Linked DNA regions of Homo sapiens: region 2 is linked to region 1. A link is a contact called in ENCODE Hi-C or POLR2A ChIA-PET data. All regions are on one chromosome and are shown on one strand. The core of a region is the stretch at or near the end of the contact, and the rest is flanking DNA. Distances in the headings are between cores, read along the strand shown.

Region 1 (6,078 bases), core at 1,164-3,663:
CCCGGAGGTCTTCAGGGAGCACCTTAGCAAGGTGGTTGGCGGGTGCCCTGAGCGTGGGCTCGGCCTTCCTGCCCCTTCGTGCCCTGCTGTGTCACACAGGTGGCTGTGCGCCCACAGGATTCTGGCAAGGGTGGAAGTGAGCAGAAGGCACATTTCTGGATCTGTGTCCAGAAAGGGGGCATGGCCAGCGTGCTGGGGAAAGACCTCTCCTTCCCCTTAGCTTGAGCTGGGAGGGGTTATGAGTGAGACCCGGAAGTCTTCCAGGCAGATAGACTTGGAATAAGAGGTCCAAAGCTGATGGGCTCTGAGGGGAAGGACAGGGCCTGCTGGACCCCACCCCCGGGCCAGCCTTAGCAGCATTCTGGGGACCTTGGGCATTCTGCCCTTCCCAGAAAGGAGCAAACGTGCAGGAAGTGGGAGGCCCCAGATGGAGGAGTCCAGAAAAGAAGAGGCAGTGTGGCCGTGTGCGGGGAGCAGGAGGGCTCAGCCTCCGAGGAGTGTGTGATCCTTGTCGGGGGAGGCCGGCACCCTCAGGCTCATCTGGGGACCCCACTTGTCACTAGGTGTAGGATGCACTCAGCTCAGACTGACTGCATCCACAAGGCAGGAGACGAGGCCCAAAGGTCAAGAAAATAGGCCTCCACCCACATCCAAGGGACAGCCAATAGGCATGGAATCTTGGGAATAATCCCTTGAGTTTATAAAAATCCTAGATGTGCCAAGTGGGCCTGGTGGGGCAAAGATACCGCTGTAATATAATGTTGAGAATGGTTTCTAAATCTGCGGTGGCAAGCATTAATTGAGCACCTACTGTCTACGAGGCACAGTGACAGATTAAATTGCAACTCCTGGGAAGACCCAGAAGGTCTCTGAGGGGTGAGGTCTGTATGCCCCTCCTCGAAGAGCCCCCACGGCCCTGCACACGAAGAACCTCTACGGGGCAGGGGGTAAGTCTGACTGCTCCTTTGGGCAGAGCCCCTCACGCCCCCTGCCGACCCCCTGCCCAGGGCCCCTGGTGGCAGGTACCTGGGCTGGCACTCCCTCCCAGCGCAGAACTCGTGGACAGGCTCGGGACGGGTCAGGGCGTCACAGTAGCTGTCATCCACCTCGACGCCATCATAGCGGACACACATGGCGTACGCAGACATGACCCCTGGGTTGGGGACAGGGGTGGGTCTGTGAGCCATGCCGGCACCTTGGAGCCCAGCAGACAGGCCTCAGGACTTGGGGCAAGTCACCTGACCTCTCAGCTCAGCTTTCTGGCTTGGGGATCAGTCACAGCTTGTGCAACTGTGGCATGAGGGCAGCACTGTGGGTCTGAGCTGTGCGGGTCTGAGCTCTTCTCTTTGCACCCCCACCCCGCCCCACCCAACCCAGCTGGGCTCCCAGTTCCCATGTCACGGAGTCCGGGCTTTGAGTCTGCTCCAGCTGGCCCCCGTGGAGGTGCAGAGGCAAACACAGTCAGGTGTCCCCCATCGCCAGGCGTTCAGCAACCACCCATCCCTGGGTGGACAGGCAGGCGGGAGTGACATCTGACGGCTCCAGCCCCGTCAGCCTCCTCAGAGGTCATGGTGGGGGTTCGGGCGCGCCCTGCCCTCTGTGGCATGCCCCAGTCCTTAGCAAGCATCCTCTTGAACTTTCTTTTTTTGAGATGGAGCCTCACTCCGTGGCCCAGGCTGTAGTGCAATGGTGCAATCTCAGCTCACTGCAACCTCCCCCTCCTGGGTTCAAGCAATTCTCCTGCCTCAGCCTCCCGAGTAGCTGGGATTACAGGCATGTGCCACCACACCCGGCTAATTTTTGTATTTTTATGGAAATTGGGTTTCACCATGTTGGCCAGGCTGGTCTTGAACTTCTGACCTCAGGTGATCCGCCCGCCTTGGCCTCCCAAAGTGCTGGGATTACATGCGTGAGCCACCGCGCCAGGCCTGAACTTTCTTTAATCATCACTGTGTGCCTGTCTTTGTTGGTGCCCCGTACTCTGTAATCCCACTGGGGGACAGTGGGTGACAGGCAGCCCTCACCTAGCAGTGCCACTTCCTTGACCACATCTCCACCTTCTGCTTCTTTCGTCCTCGCCCCTGCACCCTTGCCTGGTACCGAACTGCCACACAGGCCCAGCTCCCTGCCCAGGAGCAGGATGATTCTGGGAGAGCCGGCAGCAGTGGGAACGGCCTTGGGGTGGGGTTAGGGTTTGCTGCTTCTGCTGTGGCTGTGTGTGTGTGTGTGTGTGTGTGTGTGTGTGTGTGGCCACGGGAGACAGACCCAGCCTTCCGGGATGACGGGCATCATGGAACGGTCTTGGCTGCAGCTGCCAGTTCCCCCAGAAGGAAATCGGTTTCCCCATATCCAGAGAACCCAGCCGCCCGGCGGCGTGTGTCTGCAGGCCAGCGGCTCCTGCCTCTCCAAGCCCCAGCGCTGGATGGAACGAAACAGCCTGGGAAGCAGCCGACAAGGGGATTTTTTCTTTTTTCCGTAAAGGACGAGCCAGGCTGCAATCACGGTTCCTCTCCCGCCAGAGCTGGGCCGTGCAGCCTTTAGCCTTCTCTGAGGGGGAGGCTGGCTTCCCGGCCAGGTCTGCTTGGAATGTTCCAAGCCTCAGAGACACCCGCTCTGGGGCCCAGGGAGGTGCGGGGCTGGGGACTTGCAGACCATCGCCAAGTGCCTGGTTATTCATTCGCTCCTCGTCACGGAGTGGAAACGCGGCAGGCCTTGGTCAAGAGAGACTGGAATCCAAGTCCCAGCTCAGTGCCTCCCTGGGGTGACGTGACCGTGACCAGACTCCAGGCCTCAGCATGCTCCTTCCCGAAATGGGAACCTTCCAGAGAGCCTGTGAGAATCAAATGCCAGGACGTTTTTTCTGGGCACCCTCTTCATGACACCCATCTCGAAAACGGTGCTTTTCAAACCCCCTGAGCCACGGAGCCCCTCCTTGAAACAAAAGAAAGGGGAGGATGAAGCCTGGGGGCCGCAGGATCCACTGTCCTCACCACGGTGCCCTGGAGCGCCGAAGGGCAGCAGAAACTTCCACCTATGACCTGAGCCGAGGCCAAACTCACGCTCCTCTGTTGCTATGGCTCCAAAAGAGTGTCTTCGAAGAAAAATCTAAAAACAAGCTTCCCCACCGCGGCCAAAGCTCAGGGCAGGCTGATCTGCCCCACTGATAGAACTGCCCTGTGCCTGGGTTCTTGCGAGGCACAGGATGGAGGGTGGGCCAATGACCATCCATGGGACATCCGCACGGACACAACCTATGCAAAGGGTGGACCCTGACTCTGTTATTTCTGCCCAGTGCCATTCAGCACCTCCCACAGTGACAGGGAACTCTCCCTCCCTCCTGCCCTCCCTTTCTCTCTCTCTCTCTCACCCTCTCTCTCTCTCCTTCTCTCTCTCTCCCTCTCCCTCTCTCTCTCCCTCTCCCTCTCTCTCTCCCTCTCTCCCTCTCTCCCTCTCTCTCTCTCTCCCTCTCTCTCTCTCTCTCCCTCTCTCTCCCCCTCTCTCTCTCCTTCTCTCTCCCTCTCCCTCTCTCTCTCCCTCTCCCTCTCTCCCTCTCTGTCTCTCTCTCTCTCCCTCTCCCTCTCTCTCTCCCTCTCTGTCTCCCTCTCTCTCTCCCTCTCTCTCTCTCCCTCTCTCCCTCTCTCTCCCTCTCTCTCTCCCTCTCTCTCTCCCTCTCTCTCTCCCTCTCTCTCTCCCTCTCTCTCTCCCTCTCTCTCCCTCTCTCTCCCTCTCTCTCTCCCTCTCTCTTTCTCTCTCTTTCTCTCTCTCCCTCTCTCTTTCTCTCTCTCTCCCTCTCTCTCCCTCTCTCTCTCCCTCTTTCTCTCTCTCTCCCTCTCTCTCTCCCTCTTTCTCTCTCTCTCTCCCTCTCTCTCCCTCTCCCTCTCTCTCTCTCCCTCTCTCTCTCTCTCCCTCTCTCTCTCTCTCCCTTTCTCTCTGTCTCTCTCCCCCTTTCTCTCTCTCTCTCTCTCTCTCCCCCTTTTTCTCTCTCTCTCTCTCTCCCTCTCTCTCTCTCTCCCTTTCTCTCTGTCTCTCTCCCCCTTTCTCTCTCTCTGTCTCTCTCCCCCTTTCTCTCTCTCTCTCTCTCTCCCTTCTCTCTCTCTCTCCCTCTCTCTCTCTCTCTCCCTCTCTCTCTCCCTCTCTCTCTCTCTCTCTCCCTCTCTCTCTCTCTCTCTCCCTCTCTCTCTCTCCCCTTCTCTCTCTCTCTCCCTCTCTCTCTCTCTCTCTCTCCCTCTCTCTCTCTCTCTCTCCCTCTCTCTCTCTCTCTCTCTCTCTCCCCCTTTCTCTCTCTCTCTCTCTGTCTCTCAGGGTGGCTCATTTCCATTTCTGAACAACCTCCTGTAAAGCAGAGTTTCCTTCTTCCAAAGCCAAAACCTGTCTTTCTGATTTCCTGTTGTCCTTTGCCCCACTGCACCTTGGGCCACGCTGCACAGACCCAGTCCAGCCCCCTCCCTGCCATTCTCTGGGTGTTGGGAGACAGTGCTGTGTCCTCCCTGGGGACATCTTCCACGCAGGGCTGCCCATCAGGCCCCTTGCCAGCGAGGCTGCCTCACCCTGCAGACGTCTCGAGCGACGTCCCCTCTCCAGCCAGCGATGTGTCTGGGAGGAATCACAGATGTTTGCAGACACTTAGTGACAACGCCCACAGGCTTGACACTTACTGACAACGCCCACACGCTTGGAGTCCCCTGGCCAGGAAGAGTGGAGGAACTCAGGGCAGGTCCGCAAAGGACTTGGCAAAGCAGACACCCTGCTGACACCCCACCACCATGCTCAGCTCCGCTAGGGGTCTGCCCGGAAGGCAGGTCACATGGCTCACTTCCAAGGCCAGCTGCTCCTGGGTATGGTGGAAGCCGCACCCTGCATCAGGTGGTGGCAGCCACCCTCAGAACGGCAGCATCCATTGACCTCTGACCATGAGAGGCTATTCCTTGTTTCATGTGGATCCCCACAACCCACCTTTGAGATAAGCAGGCGTCCCAGTTCACCTGTGGAAAACAGTGGCTCGGAAGGCTTTGGCAATTTGCCCAGGGCCCATGGTGTGGTCAACCAGGCGGTGCAAGCCTGGCCAAGCCGGTGCCCACCACGCCGCCCACAGCGGTGCGAGCCTGGCCAAGCCAGGTGCCCACCACGCCGCCCACAGCGGTGCGAGCCTGGCCAAGCCGGTGCCCACCACGCCGCCCACAGCGGTGCAAGCCTGGCCAAGCCGGGTGCCCACCACGCCTCCCACAGCGGTGCGAGCCTGGCCAAGCCGGGTGCCCACCACGCCGCCCACAGCGGTGCGAGCCTGGCCAAGCCGGTGCCCACCACGCCGCCCACAGCGGTGCGAGCCTGGCCAAGCCGGTGCCCACCACGCCGCCCACGGCGGTGCGAGCCTGGCCAAGTCGGGTGCCCACCACGCCGCCCACGGCGGTGCGAGCCTGGCCAAGCCGGTGCCCGCCACGCCGCCCACGGCGGTGCGAACCGGGCCCAGCCGGGTGCCCGCCACGCCGCCCACGGCGGTGCGAGCCGGGCCCAGCAGGGTGCCCGCCACGCCGCCCACGGCGGTGCGAGCCGGGCCCAGCCGGGTGCCCGCCACGCCGCCCACGGCGGTGCGAGCCTGGCCGAGCCGGGTGCCCGCCACGCCGCCCACGGCGGTGCGAGCCTGGCCGAGCCGGGTGCCCGCCACGCCGCCCACAGCACTTGCTTTTTCCCTCCAGGATGCCAGGCGCAGGGGCGAACACAGCATGCCCCATGGCTATGCCCTGTTTGGGGGCTCTTGTAACAGGAGGCAGAGCCCTTTCTTCAGTCCCAGAGAGGCAAGGCCAGTGTGAGCAGAGCCTGCAGGGCCGCCCCAGCCCCTCCCTCTCTCGGGCCCATCTCCTGAGATGCCAGCAGGGCTGCAGAGGGTGCGGCCAAGCTCAGACTGCCCAGCTGTGTGGAATCCTCACTGGCCAGAGACTGCAAGGGCATCAAATGCCCTGGCAAATGGGTGGCACTGGGGCGGGACCAGGAGCATCAAACCTTTTGAGGGCCAGCTGGGTATCCTCTACATCCAAACATGAAGCCCCAAGAATAGATAAAATGTGACCTCACAGCCGGCAC
Region 2 (6,078 bases), core at 2,039-4,538, 92 kb before region 1:
CCCTGCCCCCTGGGAGGCTGGGGAACCCTCTCCTCGGTGGGCAGATAGGGAGACCCAAGCCTAGGGAAGGAAAGTAACTAACTCAGGGTCACACAGCAGGGGCAGGAATAGCAACCTGGGCTGCTGGACTCACACCCCAATCATTCGGAAGGTGGGCGAGCCCAGAGTCCCTTTGGCTTGGGGCATGTAGGTCATTTTCAGGTAACAAAGCACTTCCCCTAAGCCTCTAAATAAGGAACTTATTTTAGATAAAATCCCCCACAAGGGTCCTGGGGAAATTCCTGTTTCCTAAGTAAGCAGAGGTTGAGCATTCAGACACTGGAGTCAGACCTGGGGACACTTCGAGCTCCCCGGCTTACTCTGGGTGACCTTGGCACCTAACTTTAGGTCTCTGAGCCTCAGTTTCCTCCTCCATCAATGGAAACAGAAACTACATGGCTTCACGAGATTGCCACGGCTGTGCATAGCCTCAGTGTGGGGCAAGTGGCAACTCTCAGCAACCACGGGGTTACGCTTATCTGGGTGTAGGAGGTGCGGGTACTGCTGGAGCGGGGTAGGGGGGACACGGCTGCTGTCTCTGCAAGAGGAAGAGGATAACCAGCCTGAGAGCAAGAGTGTGAGTGGGGGGTGAGGTGGGGGTGGGGTTGTCGCTGTGGCAGGTTCCAGAGCTGGCTAGGATTCCCAATCACTGCCGCTCTTGGGCCCCAGGTGAGGTACTTATCTGGGAGTCTCAGTTTCCCTGCCCGAGATCGGCAGGCTACAAGTGCCCCCCAGGTGTTTGGGCAGGACCCTGGGACCCTTCTCTGGGCTGGCAATTGGGTGTGATCGCGGGAAGAGGCTTCTTGGGCCTGCTCCGTGTCTACTGTCACCTAGGCTGTAAAGATGACAGAGGGCCGGAGTGGCTCTCCAGGCTGGGGCCTGGCATTTCACAGCGCTAGCGCCGTGACTTATGGACCACAAGAAGCTGTGATTTATACAACGTGAGGCAGAGCTCCTGGGCTCGTGACTTCCCTTCTGTGATGAAGTGAAGTGCCTTGCAGAAGCAGCAGCCGCTTAGCTGATGCGAGGGGACTCCGAGGCCCATCCATCTCCCTCTCTCCCCATGAGGCTGGGCAGCGTTTTGCTGAAGTGGCTGAACACAAGTGCATCTGTTACTGTCTCCAGAAACCATCAAAGAGCTGAACTTGTCCCTGAGAGGCAGCTCAGAGGGCAGGAAGGGGAGACCCACCCAGGCCAGCTGAGGCAGCTTCAGGACGCTCAGGGGGAAGCACTTGGTACCACGCCTGGCACAGGGAGGAGGCTCAGGAGCAAGCTTCTCTCTCCTGGAGCGACGGCCCGGAGTGCAAACATACCCACCTCCAGTGGGTGCCAGCCCAAGTGTGAGCTTTATTGGCTCATTAGCCCGCACGGCATCAGCCTGGTTTTACAGATGAGAAAAGTGAGGGTCAGGAATGTGAAATGGCCCGCCCAAGGCACACTCCCTAAGTGGCAGAACCACGCGGAAAGCACAGCCCTGACTCCACCCCGGTCTGTTCAGCGCTGGCCCCACCGGCAGAGAAGCAAGCTGGTGCTAATAATTCCACCCCACGTGGAACCGGCGCCCAGAAGCCCCGCTGGATCTTTGCCGCCTCGTCTTTTGGTGATAGTTGTTGTCAGGGCTTCCCTTTAGGTGGGCGAAAATATCTGTTTACTCAGGAATGGAGCAATTTCCCAGGCGAGTCTCTAACTAGCTAAATGCCTGGTCCTGCCTCCGTCGCAGGGAAGCCGCCCACTGTGAAACACGAGCCACTCAGCAGGGAAATGTTTAAGCGGCACCCGCACCCGCTGCACACCGGGAGCAGCGGGGCGGGGGCGGGGGCGTTCCCGGTGATTCCACACCCCGGCCCAGCATGGTGCCTGTCCCAGAAGCCAGGCCACACCCAGTGAGGCGGAACAGGGCTGGCGGAGGGCTGGACCCTGGACCACTGTGCAGGCTGTCCCTGCACTGAGTCAGCCGGGTTTAAATGGACGAGGTCGTGGTCCACTCGGTCCAGGGTAGGTCAACAGGGCACCCACACCCTCTCAGCCATGCAGGGGACCCTGGGGGAAGAAGGCTGGATTGGACCGTGGTCTCAGGCAGGGGCGTGGTCTGGCCCCTTCATCCTGGGCGTGCAGGGCTGTTCCATGGGGATCGTCGCAGAGTAGAGTGCACAGTGCCGGTGTGAGCCCACAGGGACAGCATGGAGGAGGGGGAGGAGTAGGTCCCCCCTCAGCCTTTGCCCCCACCAATGCTGACAACGGTGGGGCCAGCAGGGCTTCGGCCCTGGCTGGTGGGGCACTGTGGGGTGGGCTCTTCCAGTGTGGAGATGACCTTGGGCAGGGGCTGCAGGTTCCATTCACCCTGCAAGGAAGGGGGCAGGAGGTAAACTGAGGCTGGAGGGGCAAGATGGGTGGCTGCTTCCCCAGCCACTTCCCAGCCACCTCTTGGATTCTTGCCCTCAAACTCAGCTTGTCTCAAACTGAACTCACTCTGCTCCCCCAAGTTGCTTTTTGGGGGTCCTCACCTCAGTAAATGCCCCCTCCCCTGGCTTCCCATTCACCTAGTCAGGAACCTGGGAGTCATCCAGGCCTCTCCCCGCCTCTGTCCCCACCCAATTTAATCATTCACCCTAGTGTAGCAACCAGAGCCCCTGGCTGCAGGCTCTGATATTTTTTAGCTATCTCTTCCCCTCAAGGCTACACCAAATGCCAAGTTTTCAACCCCATCAGACGTCCACCCCACACTATTCTCAGCAAGCCAGTATTAGCCCTTCCTTCCCTTGGTGCTGAGGATGTTTGACTTAGCAGTTAATCTGGCTCCCAAATGCTTCTGGGAAGGATCTTCCTGGATCTCCAGGCTGCGGCACCTTACGCGACTAACTCTGCATAGGCCCTGGCCTCCTGACCACAGCCCAGTGGGCCCAGGATAAATTAGATGCCTTCGAATACCAGTGGGTCTCAGATAAGGAGGAAAAAACCAGCTCGCAGCTTCAGACTGGTTCGTTTCTTACCTTCCCCTCCCCTGGTGCTTTATTTTTAGGCAGGTTAGTGCGCCCTGCTCACACCACCTGCATTTGGCATTCGGTACAGTGTGGAGGTGTCACCAGAGAGGGTGCCTGCCCTCCCTTCCTTGCCTCGTTATTGGTTCTCTCTCTCTCCCTCTCTCTCTCTCTCTCTCTCCTCTCTCTCTCCTCTCTCCCTCTCCCTCTCTCCCTCTCCCTCTCTCCTCTCTCTCCTCTCTCTCCTCTCTCTCCTCTCTCTCCTCTCTCCTCTCTCTCTGCTGGCTGGCTGGCTGTCTAGGCCTATGTGTCACCACCTGGCACTTGCTCTCATTGTCTTGTGCGAGTGCTTTTGCCAGCAGTTTGGAGTGCAGACCCATCACCCCTCACTGGGGCCCCCCATGAGGCCTGCCTGACTGCATGCCCCACCCGGGCCCATGGCAGCGCACCTGGAAGCGGACGGCTGAGGACTTGTTGCAGTGCATGGAGATGGGCGCGAAGCTGTACAGGGCCTTCAGTACGTCGCGGTTGAAGGAGTTCCAGGGAACAGAGGTGAACTGCTGAGACACGGACGCCTGAGGGCAGGTGCAGACATCCTCGTTGTTGAACCTGGTGGGGACAAGGAACAGCCAGGCTGGGGAGCAGCTGACGGGCAGGGAGCCCAGTGGGCACCAGCAACACCTCCCTGCAACTCGAGTCCTGTCCCTGGGGCAACCGTCCTGCCACCTCCTCCCCAGCCCCGCTGCCTCCGCCAGGCCACCCCAGATGCTGCCTTCACCGGCAACGGCCTCACCTCTCCTGTCACCTTGGCGGGTGGGTAATGGCTGCTGCAGGCTGGGTTGAGGAGGCTCTGAAGCCAAATCCAGACTCAGCAGGAAACGAGTGAGGGGAGGGGTGAGTGATGCCGCCACAGGTCTCTGCTCCTAGAACTTAGCCTGGACTCCTCCAATCTGCCCAGCCGCCTAACAGGCCCGAGGTTCTGTGTCGGGGTTCCCTGGGGGCAGGGAGCTTGTGCAGGGAGCCCTCACCTGTTGATGAGGTGGAAGTACTTCTGCAGGAAGCCGGCGTCCACAGCGCTCTTGCAGAGCTCCAGCTGCGTCTGGGGGTAGTAGTGCACGTAGTTGACACACATCTCCTCCAGGATCCCGAAGCCCCCCTGCAAGTTGGAGGAGACCCGTCAGCCCCGGGCCATGCCACGCAGACGCTGCCATCCAGCAGCTTTCGCCGCACCCACGTGTACACTGCGTCCACTCGTCTGTTCACTGCACCGTGCCAGGCATGCTCTGGGGAACCGAGTCCCTGCCCTCAAGGAATTGCCACCATTGGCAGGAGAGACAGGCAGTGAGTGAGTGAGTCAACCAGGAAATTCGTATCAGGTACTGATGATGCTGTGAGGAAAAATGAAACGGGACAAGCGGATGGGGTGTTATTGTGCCCATTTTATGGGTACAGAAACTGAGTCTCAGAGCAGGCAAGGGGATGCCCCGTGGTGGCCACAGCATCGGTGGCACAGCCTGAGTGCACCCAGCGTCCCGGCCATTGTCTGGAAGCTGTCCCCATGACCTCCAGCGAGAGCCTGGAGCCAAGGACTGCAAGGGAGGCCCTTTCCACTGCAGCCCCGCACCGTCCACCAGTCATTTCTCCAACGTGGCTCTGAGGGGAGCAGGGACTCTATAAGACAGGACCGTGACTAGAGGCCGCGACAACCTCCAGCCTCTCACGGCAACCCTACGGCCTGCCATCGCATGGGAGGGGCAGGGCAGGCACCCTCTGAGTCCCCACTGCCAGCTTTAAGCCCCTCGCTGGGTTGCTGCTCTTGGAGCTGGTGACCGTGGAGCCTCAGCCATAGGAGGAAGAACAGCAGCAGCTTGGAGGAGCTGGGGCTGGAGAGAGCAAAGCTCCCCCGGCAGCAGCTCAGATCCCAGCAGGTCAGGGGCCGGGACATGACGCCCTGGCCACCCTTGCCCCTCCAGGCTCCCCGCTGTTTGTGAAGCTGCTGTGGGCCTGGGGATTTCATCTGGCTGGTGGGGAAGAAAGGCAATCTTTACTCTATGGCAGAACAAAGGGACTGGGCAAAGCTTGGCGTGGCACTTACACCAGCTGCCGCCCCCTCCTCCCGTGCAGACAAAGAGCATGGGACAGTTCTGCCCAGAGACGAAACCTGGCACCTGTTGGCCAGGACGCGTTTTTGCCAGCATTGTTCTCTGGGCCGGATTCCTCCTTTCCCAGCTTTTCTCATCCATCCCGCCCCCGTCAGATCGGGACGATTGCCCTCCTGTGTGAGTTCCTGTCCCTCCCCACCCTCTGCCACCACAGACATCAAAAGGGAACTGAGTCCGACCCTGTGTAGAATCTGTTCTCCTCTTTCACCTGGGGAAGGAAATCGAATTTCAAAGGCCACTGTGTCTTGGATCAGCAGGCGAGGGCTTGTCAGAGTGTGAGAAGCTCAGGTCCACCTGGGGAGCTGCCCTCCCCTTTGATCCCACCTGGTGCTGTGATGTGGCCACTGCCAAGAGGACGACATGGGCCAGGGAAGCCACAGAACTGCCCACGGGGACGCTGGCACCGAGGGCCTCAACCTGCAGAACGGCCATCTGAGATGTCCGCGGTGCTCACCAGGCCTGGCAGCCCCGAACGCCCTGGGACGTGGCGTCAGTTCCGCCGCCGTGAAGCCAGATTGGGCAGGGAATATGCAGTCTCCTCGCTGGATGCCCGGCAAGACCCTCCCATCCCTGGCCCCGGGGCCGCGCCTGCAGAATGGGGCTGATGGTGGGGACTTGCCTGGGGTGCTCCACCTGCAGAGCCCTCTGTTTGCGAGCCCACTCAGTCACTGCACAGGTGCTTAGCCGAGAGGCGGCACAGTCGGGGTTGGCACCTGCACCCATACCAGCCCTGCCTCCTGTTCGCTGTGTGGCCTGAGTGGCTGGACCTCACTGTATCTCCTGGTGGGATTGCTCAGAGGTCTCAGCAAGGCTTGGTGTGGTTAGGATGAGTTATTAGAGCAGTGCTGAGCTGTGGCAAGCACCCGACATCAGCCACTGCTGTGATATACTGAGCACCT

The links. A loop is a pair of places that touch in the nucleus more often than their neighbours do. ChIA-PET counts read pairs that join two places held with the same protein, here RNA polymerase II (POLR2A). Pooled maps may share reads with other maps.
Region 2: a loop to region 1 is called in a map of cardiac septum, with 5 times the contacts of the local background. The contact joins the promoter of DBH-AS1 here to the enhancer-like site in region 1. A Hi-C loop is called at or near these places in 2 of 168 maps with a recorded cell type or tissue (cardiac septum and thyroid gland) and 1 of 50 pooled maps. POLR2A ChIA-PET finds 5 or more read pairs at or near these places in 1 of 52 experiments (H1).

The regions. Positions count from the first base shown.
Region 1 is chr9:133,562,011-133,568,088 of GRCh38, reverse strand. ADAMTSL2 (ADAMTS like 2) reads right to left here. Exons shown (of 19, transcript NM_014694.4): 13 at 1,027-1,153. Among named protein-coding and RNA genes, the nearest start is that of ADAMTSL2, 30 kb to the right of the region's middle. Within about 2 kb of position 2,413, at least 9 of the 41 ENCODE cell types and tissues checked have a DNase peak (open chromatin) inside an H3K27ac peak, as active enhancers do.
Region 2 is chr9:133,654,618-133,660,695 of GRCh38, reverse strand. It overlaps DBH-AS1 (DBH antisense RNA 1), which reads left to right and starts at 3,288. Exons shown (of 2, transcript NR_102735.1): 1 at 3,288-3,569; 2 at 4,159-6,078. It overlaps DBH (dopamine beta-hydroxylase), which reads right to left. Exons shown (of 12, transcript NM_000787.4): 10 at 4,046-4,173; 11 at 3,467-3,626; 12 at 1,367-2,380. The coding sequence ends at 2,249. It also overlaps a transcript of SARDH not described here. RefSeq lists an enhancer at 5,414-6,078.